2 separate regions of the Homo sapiens genome follow, and region 2 is linked to region 1. Evidence: chromatin loops called from intact Hi-C (ENCODE). Cell type or tissue: gastrocnemius medialis. All regions are shown on one strand. Links, peaks and the distances in the headings refer to the core of each region. The heading gives the core; the rest is flanking DNA. Region 1 has its middle 140 kb from the start of C1orf21-DT. Region 2 overlaps EDEM3 (ER degradation enhancing alpha-mannosidase like protein 3).

What was found. Peaks named below come from ENCODE experiments on the same cell type or tissue, not always from the same donor. Only the 100,000 strongest peaks of a DNase experiment are listed, where the experiment ranks them.
Region 2: a loop joins it to region 1, with 5 times the contacts of the local background. A loop is called at or near these places in 4 of 110 quality-filtered maps.

The regions. Positions count from the first base shown.
Region 1 is chr1:184,239,509-184,244,897 of GRCh38, forward strand. No RefSeq gene overlaps it. Among named protein-coding and RNA genes, the nearest start is that of C1orf21-DT, 140 kb to the right of the region's middle. In gastrocnemius medialis, for the core only: a CTCF peak has its summit at 3,120; no DNase peak of the experiment used is centred there; H3K27ac peaks cover 520 bases.
Region 2 is chr1:184,689,998-184,695,386 of GRCh38, forward strand. EDEM3 (ER degradation enhancing alpha-mannosidase like protein 3) reads right to left here. Exons shown (of 20, transcript NM_025191.4): 20 at 240-4,475. The coding sequence ends at 4,066. Among named protein-coding and RNA genes, the nearest start is that of EDEM3, 62 kb to the right of the region's middle. In gastrocnemius medialis, for the core only: a CTCF peak has its summit at 1,910 (motif pointing left); no DNase peak of the experiment used is centred there.

The DNA of each region.
Region 1 (5,389 bases), core at 254-5,253:
TAGAGAATATGATCTGATGCTCAGGACAGTGGACCCAGTCACAAAAGAACTGGACTGAGACGTAAGATTTGGTTGATCCAGGGTGGGACTAGTCACACAGAGTTGGCCTAGGCCCTGCAGAAAGTAACTGACATAAATTAGCCAGGGGTTCTCTAAAGCAAAGATTTCAAATTTTAGATCTAGAGGATAAAGTTATCCTGAATAACATTACCTCTCCTAAGACATTACAAATTCAGTGAAATTCAGTGAATATTACAAAAATCAGTAAGTTTTTATGCGATGGCTCTGTGTTTGTTGAATTTTTAAAAATCCATTTGTGTTTTCATAGAAACCTGAATTTTACATCCCCATGCTAAAGAATTTCCCCTTTGGTTCAACAAATGTATCAGTCAGGGTTCAGGCAAAAGATGGAAACCACAAAAATATTATTTTAACAGAGTAAATATAATATAAAGAATAGTTAGCTAGATATAGTTAACTAAGTAACTAAAAATATAATAAGAAAACTCTGCCATTTCATGGAGGTAGCACCAGCAGGAAGCAGCTCTAAGGAGAGGGTGCTGGCCCATGCTGGTGTCTGTCTGGGGGGCACAATGATGCTGGTTCTGCAAGGGCTGGAGACATTGCAGACCTGACTCAGCTGCTGATGCAGGAAGGCAAAGAAGCATTGCTAGAGTGATGCTCACAGGAACGGGAGGTAGACCAGAAGCCAAAAAGAAGCATGTCTCTTCTTTCTCCTCCAGTCTTGCAGCCTCATTCTAGCACTTCCTTTGGCAGAGCCTAACATGGAACCAACTGGCAATACAAATATAAATACAACACAAGAATGAATGTGGCATCTTCTCTCATCTTCAGCATAAAAGGAATGACAGACATGTAAACCAGAAAGCACAATACGTATATATCATACCAGAAGATTGTACAGATGTGAGGGCAGCACTAAATGAGAAATGATTCTTCTGGTTGGGTGCGGTGGCTCATGCCTGTAATCCCAGCACATTGGGAGGCCAAGGTGGGAGAATCACCTGAAACTAGGAGTTTGAGACCAACCTGGGCAACATATTGAGACCCTGTATCTATAAAAATAAATAAATAAATAAAACTAGCCAGGCTTGGTGGCACGTGCCTGTAGCTACTTGGGAGGCTGAGGTGGGAGGATCAGTTGAGCCTAAGAGTTTGAGGCTGCAGTGAACTATGCTCACACCACTGCACTCCAGCTTGGGCAACAAAATTAGATGCCGTCTCTTAAAAAAAATAAAATAAAAGATTCTTCTTACTTACAGTAGCAGCTTGGAAAGACTTCATAGAAAACTCTTGAGCTGAGTCTTCAAAGACAAGCTTTGTTGGTCAGGTAGACACAGTCACCAAGAACATTCCAGACAGAAAGAGCAGCCTGAACAAAGATATGAAGAAGGAAGAAGTGGGATGTGTCCAGAGATCATGAAAATAATTTGGCCCGATTGGACTGTGGGGCATAGAAAATGGATGATGTGGAAAGAGGTAAGGTTCGTGAGGTAGGCTAGGGCCAGATCGTGAATACTCTTCCATGCCAGCTGAATGGTGGGAACCCTATCCTAGAAGCAGTGAAAGATTTGTTAGCGGGGTACCATGAACAGAATTGTGTTTTTGAGGGATAACTCCTGGTTTGTGATGGAGAATCATTGCAGGAGAGCAAGGGAGGCCAGTTGGGAGACTGTTATGCTATTCCAGTTGAGCAATGGTTAGGGTTTGACCAGGGGCAGCAGCAGTGGAGATGGATGGAAGAGGCAGACTGCGGAAATGCTAAGGGAGTAGACATGAGACAAGCAGGGATCAGGGTGGGCAGCAGAGACAGGAGTCTGGGTTTGGGGCTTAGGTCGTGGGATGGATGGTGATGCCATTCTCCAAGAAGGAAGGTTGGCAGAGGCTGGTCTGTAGGTGAAGGAAGAAATAAAAAGGATAAGATCATGACTTAAGCTTTGTACACTGGGCTTGAACTTTCCAAGGGCTGAGAAGATTTTACCTTAAAAGGAGTTGAGTTGATACTGATCTCATCTTTAATAGGACTCGACAGTCCAGATGACATCAACTACTGCCTTCCTAAAAAGGTGTTGCTCATTAAGGAGATAGAAACCATTCAGCAATTCCAGGAAAGATCTCTGCAATCTTTAACACTTCCAGAAAATATAGTCATCATTTCCACATTATCATTCTTTCCCTCTGTCCGCTTGATAATGTTGAGGCCTGTGTTGGCAATAGGACAGATGACAACAAAGATTGACATGTGAATGGCTTTGTCCTGGGGCTTAATGTCTAATTCCTCAACATGATTTCTGATCTAAAATATCCTCCTAAGATGTCCAGAAAATTAAAAAAATATATTTTCTATTGTGCCTGAAGTGAATTCAAATCTCAGATAATGATGTTACTGCTATTCTTAAGTTCTCAGGAATGACTGCTGCCACATTTTAGTCAACTAAGGGCTACTGTCATAGTCAGAGCTACTTTTTCTTTCTTTCCTATCTCTTGCATTGAGGTAGCAAGTATAATTATAGAAGTCATAGAAAGCCAACACAATAGAATTGTTCTTGTTAAGTATTTTTAGAAGGCCTCCTTAACATTTTGTCTTCTTTTTGTTCATTGAACTTATCTTCCCTTACATAAAATATAGTTGTTTAAAAGGAAGAAATGAAGGAACAATTTGTGAATATGCAGGGAGTCCATAGATGTCCCAGAATCCACAGGGCACCATCTCTCCTGTCTTTTCCCTCTATCTCTCTGACTTCCTTTTGCACACATTCTCACCCACCCAACCTTTTAGCACTATCTCTGTAAAGTCTAGCTCAAAACCATAGCCTTTCTCCTTCCCCAGATACCCAAGCCCAGAGCAATCCTCTGAGCTCCTGCAACATCAGGACTATAACTCCATTAGCCTTTAATTGCCAATATTGAGTATGAAATATCATCTTTCTATGTGCATATCTGTCTCCCTAATAGATTATAAGTCTCTGGAGTGCAGAGATCCTCTCATTTGCCTCTTTACACACTTTGTGCATATAGTAACTGGCCTTTGATTAATTACTTCCATGATAAGCTTGACCCTTGTTCTCCCCGGCTAAGCCCTAGAGGTCACCAGATACTTACTTTGTGGCTAATCTCTGGCCTTCCTGCTGTTTACAACCAGGCTTCCTTCTAGCTCTAGAGGATCTTACACAGTACAGAGTCACTGAATAAGCTACTTTCTTTCTTAATCACCTCATTCATTTCATTTATTCTTCCTTGTATTTACTTTGTGGCTAATCTCTGGCCTTCCGGCTGCTTACATCCAGGCCTCCTTCTAGCTCTAGAGGATCTTACCATAGTACAGAGTCACTGAATAAGCTACTTCCTTTCTTAATCACCCTGTTCATCTCATTTATTTCTCCCCACAGATGAGCCACTCTTTCTAATTTGTATCATATTTATTAACTCTCTATCTTCCAGTAACACAACACACACATCTTGAGGCTACACAAAGTCTTGCTAAATGGGATACACTACTACTCTCAGAAGGAAATCAACCACCATAAAAGTTAATGTGCTCACCCCATAAAGAAAAATCTTCCTGACACACAATGGTAGCTTGAAAATTGGTGTATTCATTTTATGACCTCCTTTATTAGCCAGAATGATGCCTTGTTTGATTTCTAAAATTTGTTTAGGATCATTAGCAATGGGCTCCTGGGTGTCACTGACAACTTATACATTAGCCTTGCACACAAGTCCTAGAAATGAGACCAAGGAAACCGCAGTTTTTATTCCTTCTAGGGTATAATTTTTTCTTTCTCCAACCAGTACCTGAATATTTCTCAAATAATTTATATTTTCAGATTTTACAAACATCTCAGCAAGACTATATTAGTTTATTGACCCCATTTTGCAAAAGGGAAGGCAGTTACCAATAGTAGGAGGCTTTTTGGGGCCACGATGGTTTCTTAGATGAGTCAGTATCAGACGTGAGCTCTAATATGACCCTATCTAATTTCTTTTCTCTATTAGGTAGTTTCCTCTGTCCTAAAAAAAAAAAGTAGGAAGAGAAGTATACTAGCTTGCCCCTCTTGTGTGCCTCTGGCTGTCAGAAATAGAATTTGAAAGAGTAGATGAGAAAATGTGAGAAAACCCGTTTACTGATAACTGTTCCTATCTTCTCAGGTTTTTTATCTCTGGCCACAAAGAGTGATTGGGAGAAAACATACTCCAAATAAGTTTTTCTTTCAACTCCTCCTTAACTCTCAAGGCAGTAATTGCCACCCCCTGCCCTCCCTCCCCGGCATCACCACTCTGCTAATACAAACGTGATATTTTACCTTTGCTTCTAGCTTTGGTTCTTTTTAGCAATAATATGTCTTGAGTGGAATGAGATTTTTTCTTCCTTTTTTTTTTTTTTTTGAGACGGAGTCTCACTCTGTCACCCAGGTTGGAGTGCAGTGGCAAGATCTCGGCTCACTGCAAGCTCTGCCTCCCACATTCACGCCATTCTCCTGCCTCAGCCTCCTGAGTAGCTGGGATTACAGGCACCCACCACTATACCTGGCTAATTTTTTGTATTTTTAGTAGAGACGGGGTTTCACCATGTTAGCCAGGATGGTCTTGATCTCCTGACCTCGTGATCCACCCGCCTTGGCCTCCCAAACTGCTGGGATTACAGGCGAGAGCCACTGCACCTGGCCTTTTCCCTCCATTTTTAAACTTTTATTATTATTATTATTTGAGATAGAGTCTTGCTCTGTCACCCAGGCTGGAGTGCAGTGGCGCTGTCTTGGCTCACTGCAACCTCTGCCTCCTGTGTTCAAGCAATTCTCCTGCTTCTGCCTCCAGAGTAGCTGGGATTATAGGCGCATGCCACCAAGCCTGGCTAATTTTTGTATTTTTAGTAGAGACAGGTTTTCCCCATGTTGGCCAGGCTGGTCTTGAACTCCTGACCTTAGGTGATCCATCCACCTCAGCCTCCCAAAGTGCTGGGATTATAGGCATATGATATTTTAATTGAGCATTTCCTATGTGCCAAATAATGTGGTCAGAGCTTATTTTCTAATAAGGGAGTAAAATTTGCATTGTTAACTATGCTAGTAATACCTTCTGGGCTACAACAACATTGTTATCAGTTTCTAGCTACTTAATGATGAGGTCAGATTTGATAAGTTCAGGAGTTGTTTGAACTTCAGAGAAGGTTGATCCAGTGGCTCAATGTTGTCCGCAATGAGCAGATTTTTCTGCCTTTCATCCTAAGGCTGTCATCCCCATCGTGTCAATGTGGCTGAACTGCTTCAAGCTTTACATCCACAAAGCAAACCATCCAGGAGAGATATTTTTCTTGTCAACCATTTCAGAAAAGGCCACATAGCCATCGCTAAATCAATGACCATGGCTA
Region 2 (5,389 bases), core at 1-5,000, 450 kb after region 1:
TTCATAAACTCATTGTCCTTTTTACTTACTACTTTATTTTCTATCTTCTTTACCACATTTTGTCCATCTGTCCACTACAACCCCAGGTCCTATAATAGTGCCTGGCATACAGAAGGCATGCACGCCCTTAATCTTTGTTGAATAAATGAGTCAATGTCATTATATATATGTGTGTGTATATATATATAATGTGTATGTATATATGTGTATGGAGAGAGTGAGCAAGCGCTGGATCATAATTTATACACAATTCTAGAGTTTTATTCACTTAGCATTACCTTTGTGCATGCTACTGACTTGTTGAAAAACTTTCAGTGATTTCTTAGAACAAAATCCTTACTTTAGCCCACAAGCTTGGGTTTCTACAGCCTAAAATGTCCCCAGAATTCAATCCCCGGAGGATAAAATGAGTTTAAAAAAAAAAGGAAAACAGAGTGATAAACATCAAGACATAAAAGTATGAGGATATGCACAGTGATTCTAAAAATTCAAATTAAAACTAAACTGGAATATTTACATATTTTATTAAATCTTTACAATCAGTAATTATAATCAAATACATAATTATATACAGGATTATATACATTTTGCCCAGACTTTTACATCACAGTACATAGTTTCCCTTAGAAATATTGTATACATTTATCACCAAACAATAAAATCCAACAACAGTAGTGTTACAGCACCTGTTAGTACAGACATCTTTTTCATAAATTACATCATAAGAAAATATACGGCTGTAAATTGGGCTTTTAAAAATGTCTTTTATAAAATCTGAACATACAATATTTCATTCACAGAATGTTTTTTTTTTCTATGTTCTGACTGAAGCCTTGTGCATAAAACGACCGGCTGGAATATTTACTAAATTCTACCCCCCTCTAAAATTATAAGCAGTATTTGAATTACTTATGCTGAGCTTTCTTCATGATGAATTTGGCATGGGGTTTGGTGAGAGAACAAATGTTGGCTTTACTATAAAAAAGGTTGTGTGATGGTAATTTAAATTTTAAAAGCTTCTTGAGAGAGTAATTACATTAGTGAAGTTAAAATCAGAAAGTGTACAATTTTTCTTTTTACTAATACTGTAAAGAAAAAGGGAGACGTATAATGCCAAGAGTTAATTTGTTCTGAAACAATTATACTCTTTTTGGAAGCCTATTGCAATTTAAGAAGAAAAAAGAAAACTTGCCTAACAAAATATCCCATACCAAACATATCTAGTAAATTACAATTCTTTCACACTTAAAACTTTATGGGAAAAGTATTGCAAATAAGGGCATATCATTTCAATGAACTTTTATATGCAGAAAAAAACTAGCTATTTTATTTTTAGTAGGTAAACAGGTTAAGTTTTAAAACTTGAAAATACCTGAATTAAATACTTGCTCTAATATCTCTTAAAGGATTTCAGCTAAAATCCTTGATTCCAGATTTGTAAACATTATATAAATCTTTCTTAAACAATTTTATGGCTGTGGTGATCACTTCAGCTATATTTCTAAGCAGTCAACATTTAACTGAGGTAGACCAGATGTTTCTAAATTCGGGGTTTCATAGAATCCCCTGAATCTTTAGCAAGTTACTAAAATGTCTATAAAAGTTAACTAAAAAACAAAACACTAAAAAAAAAAAAAACAACTAATGCCTTTGGAATTTTTAATGAACTCAAAAACTACTTTGTGGCAGTATGTCAAGTAAGTAAATGAATGTAGAGTTGTAATTACAACGTTGGAGTTTTTTAGACGAACATTATCTCCTCTTTTCTTAACTAGGGAAATATTGAGTATAATTCCTTCTGGGTATTAAGAAAAATTGGTTAAATTTTTTCCTTTTCTTTTTTTAAGGATTTACTTTTCTTAACAAGTGAACAATTTGCTTCTAAGCGTCAATGAAAGGCAACACCTCCCTCTAATGGCCAAAGGAAGAGAGTGGCAGTAAGCTGGCTTTTCCAATGTGTCACACAATCCTTCATGCCATTAAGTTCTCCTTGTTGGAAAAGAAATTAGGTTGTTTTGATAACTTAGAAAAGTTAGTTTTAGACAACAGTGACTTTCAGCTACAAATACAAAATCAAATCCATGTATATAAGGCTTCTGTAATCGATGTCTTAGAGGAACATCTGCTCATTTTCTCCAAGCCCCAGTCCTATAAATCAAGGCAAGTCAAGTAATTAAGCTTCAACTATTTTGGCAGCTTTGCAATTAAAATGAACAAAGCACTATATCTATCCTTCCATATACTGTATATATTATAGTTCTATCTTGTTACACCAAATCTCACATGCAGAGAGACTAAAAATATCCATTTTGGTTTCAGGTATAATTAAAAGCCAATAAGGGTCTTGCATACTATTCTTTTTCCCCTCCCCAAAGTGAATTCTCCATCAGATTTACTACTCCCTGACTCAATTATATTTACCTGGAATATCTGAATGCAGGTATTTATCCTCTCAGAAAAGAATATGTTTACCTGGGATCTAAACATACTGTACACGAATATACATAACTGCAATACAGCACTGCTGTTTTTAACAGCTCCACTTACACCTCATCAGTACCTCACAACCGTGTTTTAGGAAAAAGTTTTGTGTAATGTTATGGTAAAGAGAAGAAAATTATGTCTCTTAAATATTCCTTTAGAACAAATTCAGGCAAGTTTAAAAAATAAATAAAATGAATAAAGCCATGATTTCAACAACAGGGCTGTCTACAAACATCAACAACAAAATTTAAAAATTTTTAAGACTTAAATGTGGCCAGCACCAGACTACTACAACAACAACAAACCAAAAAAAAAAAGGGGGGGGGTGGAAGTCTCATTAAGCTATATAGCTATATGTAGTTGTATTGTACTTTTTTTTTTAAACACAGGTCACCATACACTAATTTTCAAGTCCGTATCAGAAGGAATATCTGTTAAAAACAAAAACAAAAACCATGATTCAACAGAAAATGTGACAGATTCCTTAGGTGCAACTTTAGAAACCTAAGTTTCAAAGGAGAAAAACAGTAGTTACTCCAGGAATTTTAACTCACTAACCACAGTTCTATCATGGCTCTGTAAGACAGAAAAATGGAACAAAATGTATATAGCTGTTGGCGATACGAGCCTTGTGGCTCAAATTGCATACCAAACATGGGATGGAGTAAGGCTGATGGCTAGAGGTAATCACCTCTAAGAGAAATGAACTGGAAATGATTTATAATCTACCCTACAAGGATATAATGCTAGGTTCCATTTCAGAGTAGTCACAGCTTTCCCTATGGAAGGCCCAATGGGAGGTTCATATTGCAACATTACAGTTTCTCCCTTACTCCATTTTTCAGAAGTATTAAGTAAGCAATCTCCACAATGTATTATATGACCTTTTTACCTGGTCCCACTGATTAGTCTTTATGCAGAGAACTCACTGAGAAAGTACACTGGCTTCACCTTTGGTTTAAATAAAAAAGACATTGTTAAGAAGGAAAAAAAATCAAGTCATCTTGATCATTTGTCACTAAATGAAACAAGAGAAAGCAATGAGCAAAGACTGTTTTCACCATAAATGCATTTGCTTCATAACCACTTAGGTCACTTAGAGTGTTTTGTGAAGGCAGCATAATCAGAATGCCACAATACTCGGATGCATCTTCCCAAAAGAGCCTCTAACCCCCAAAACCAAGAAAGGCGAGCTTCCTTTAATTAGAAGGCTATCCAAACTCCTATTCCCCACTCCACTACTAAATGAATTTTGTTTCTTGTCTATCCAGAGACAACAGAAATCTGGTTCGCAGGAATGCTCAGTAATCTTTCCCTGGCCTGAGGTGTTGCAGGGTGGTGCAGTGCTGCATTTGAAGGGGGAACTGTGGATTTCCATTTTTGATGGGACAGTTTTAAACAAGGTCAATTCTAACACAGCATGCTCCAGATTCCTACGATAACTACGCCAGTCAGAACGTGGTTGTTCATCACCATACTTAAAGCCTCCCATTAGAAAGCCTGCTTAGTATTAGGATGTCTATTAACCACACACAGTTTACCTTTTCTTTTTAAATACCTACCAACAGATTGTTTAGCAAGTCATAGCTCATCCTTCTCCATCATTTCAAATGCTTCTATATCTTCATTCCAGTCTGCTAATATGGAGTCTATAGGCTGGACCTTTTTACCCCAGCTAACATTAGGATTGGAATCTTCCTCAGTTTCTGATTGTTCTTGAAGCTGGTTATCTAAATCTGTACATTCACCATTAAGATTTGTAGTCTCATGGTTTTCTGTGGGATTAGAAGTCTGTTCAGAAGGGGAAATGCTTGCAGCATTGTCCATATCTGCTAGAGATAATGATTCTGGGTGAGAATTTAGAGAATTTTCCTCAGAAGACTCTTGATCAACCAAATCAACCTCCTGAGAACTTGATGAAATCTGTTCACCACTCTGATTCTGAGAATCATTTTCAGAGGATGGTTGTTCTTCATTTTCCATTTCAGGATCTGTATGAGAAAGAAACAAACCTCATGCTACTTCTCTAAAAAAATGTACTATTACACTTTCCAAAGCATATTGGTTTTTGCAACAAGATGAAATAAAACGTGAAAGAGACTCATGTTAATGCAGAAAGGTGAGCATCAGCACTGAAATGAAGACTGTCTTTATGCAGTCACATTTTCCTATAGATTCACTGTGCAAAATGTGTCAGTGTTAGAAAATAAACGTTCTTCCAAATTGGAAGGAATGACAATAACTAAGACTGACATCAGTGGACATTAGTAAGCCAAGAAGTACGCTAACCAATAATAATATTAAAATATATAGAGATTTGCAATGTATGGCTAAAATGTATTAGATACCTAAAGCTTATGCATAAGAACATATTAAACAGAATCAATTTTAAACAGCATATATCATTGCTATATTTTCAAATAATATTCCTTTGAAAAGTGAAATTCCTACTCAGTAAGTCATAAAGAAGCAGATAACATAGATTTTTTTGAATGACTAAGGGTATTAATGTGACTGATCAGAAATACTTTCACAAGACAAGAACTGAGATTATTCATAAAATTCTATTATTTTAGGCCTATGAATTATAAGATATAGTCATTTTAAAATCCACTGGAAGGCTGAAGAGTGAGTTAAACCTCTTATAATGAATATACAGTGAAACCAGTAGAGGCATTTTATTTAGGGTTCCTACAAGAAAGTGCTTAAATAGCATCGACGCCTACATGCTACATCCTGTTCAGTCTCTGCCTCTGTGATGCAGTTGGCCAGCAAATATCCTCCAAGTCATCATTTGCATAGTGCTAGGGATAAAATGAGGAGCAATACCAAATGCTATACCTGCCCTTATGGGTCTTATAGTCCAACGGGAGAAAAAGATATTATACAAATAATCACGGAAAAT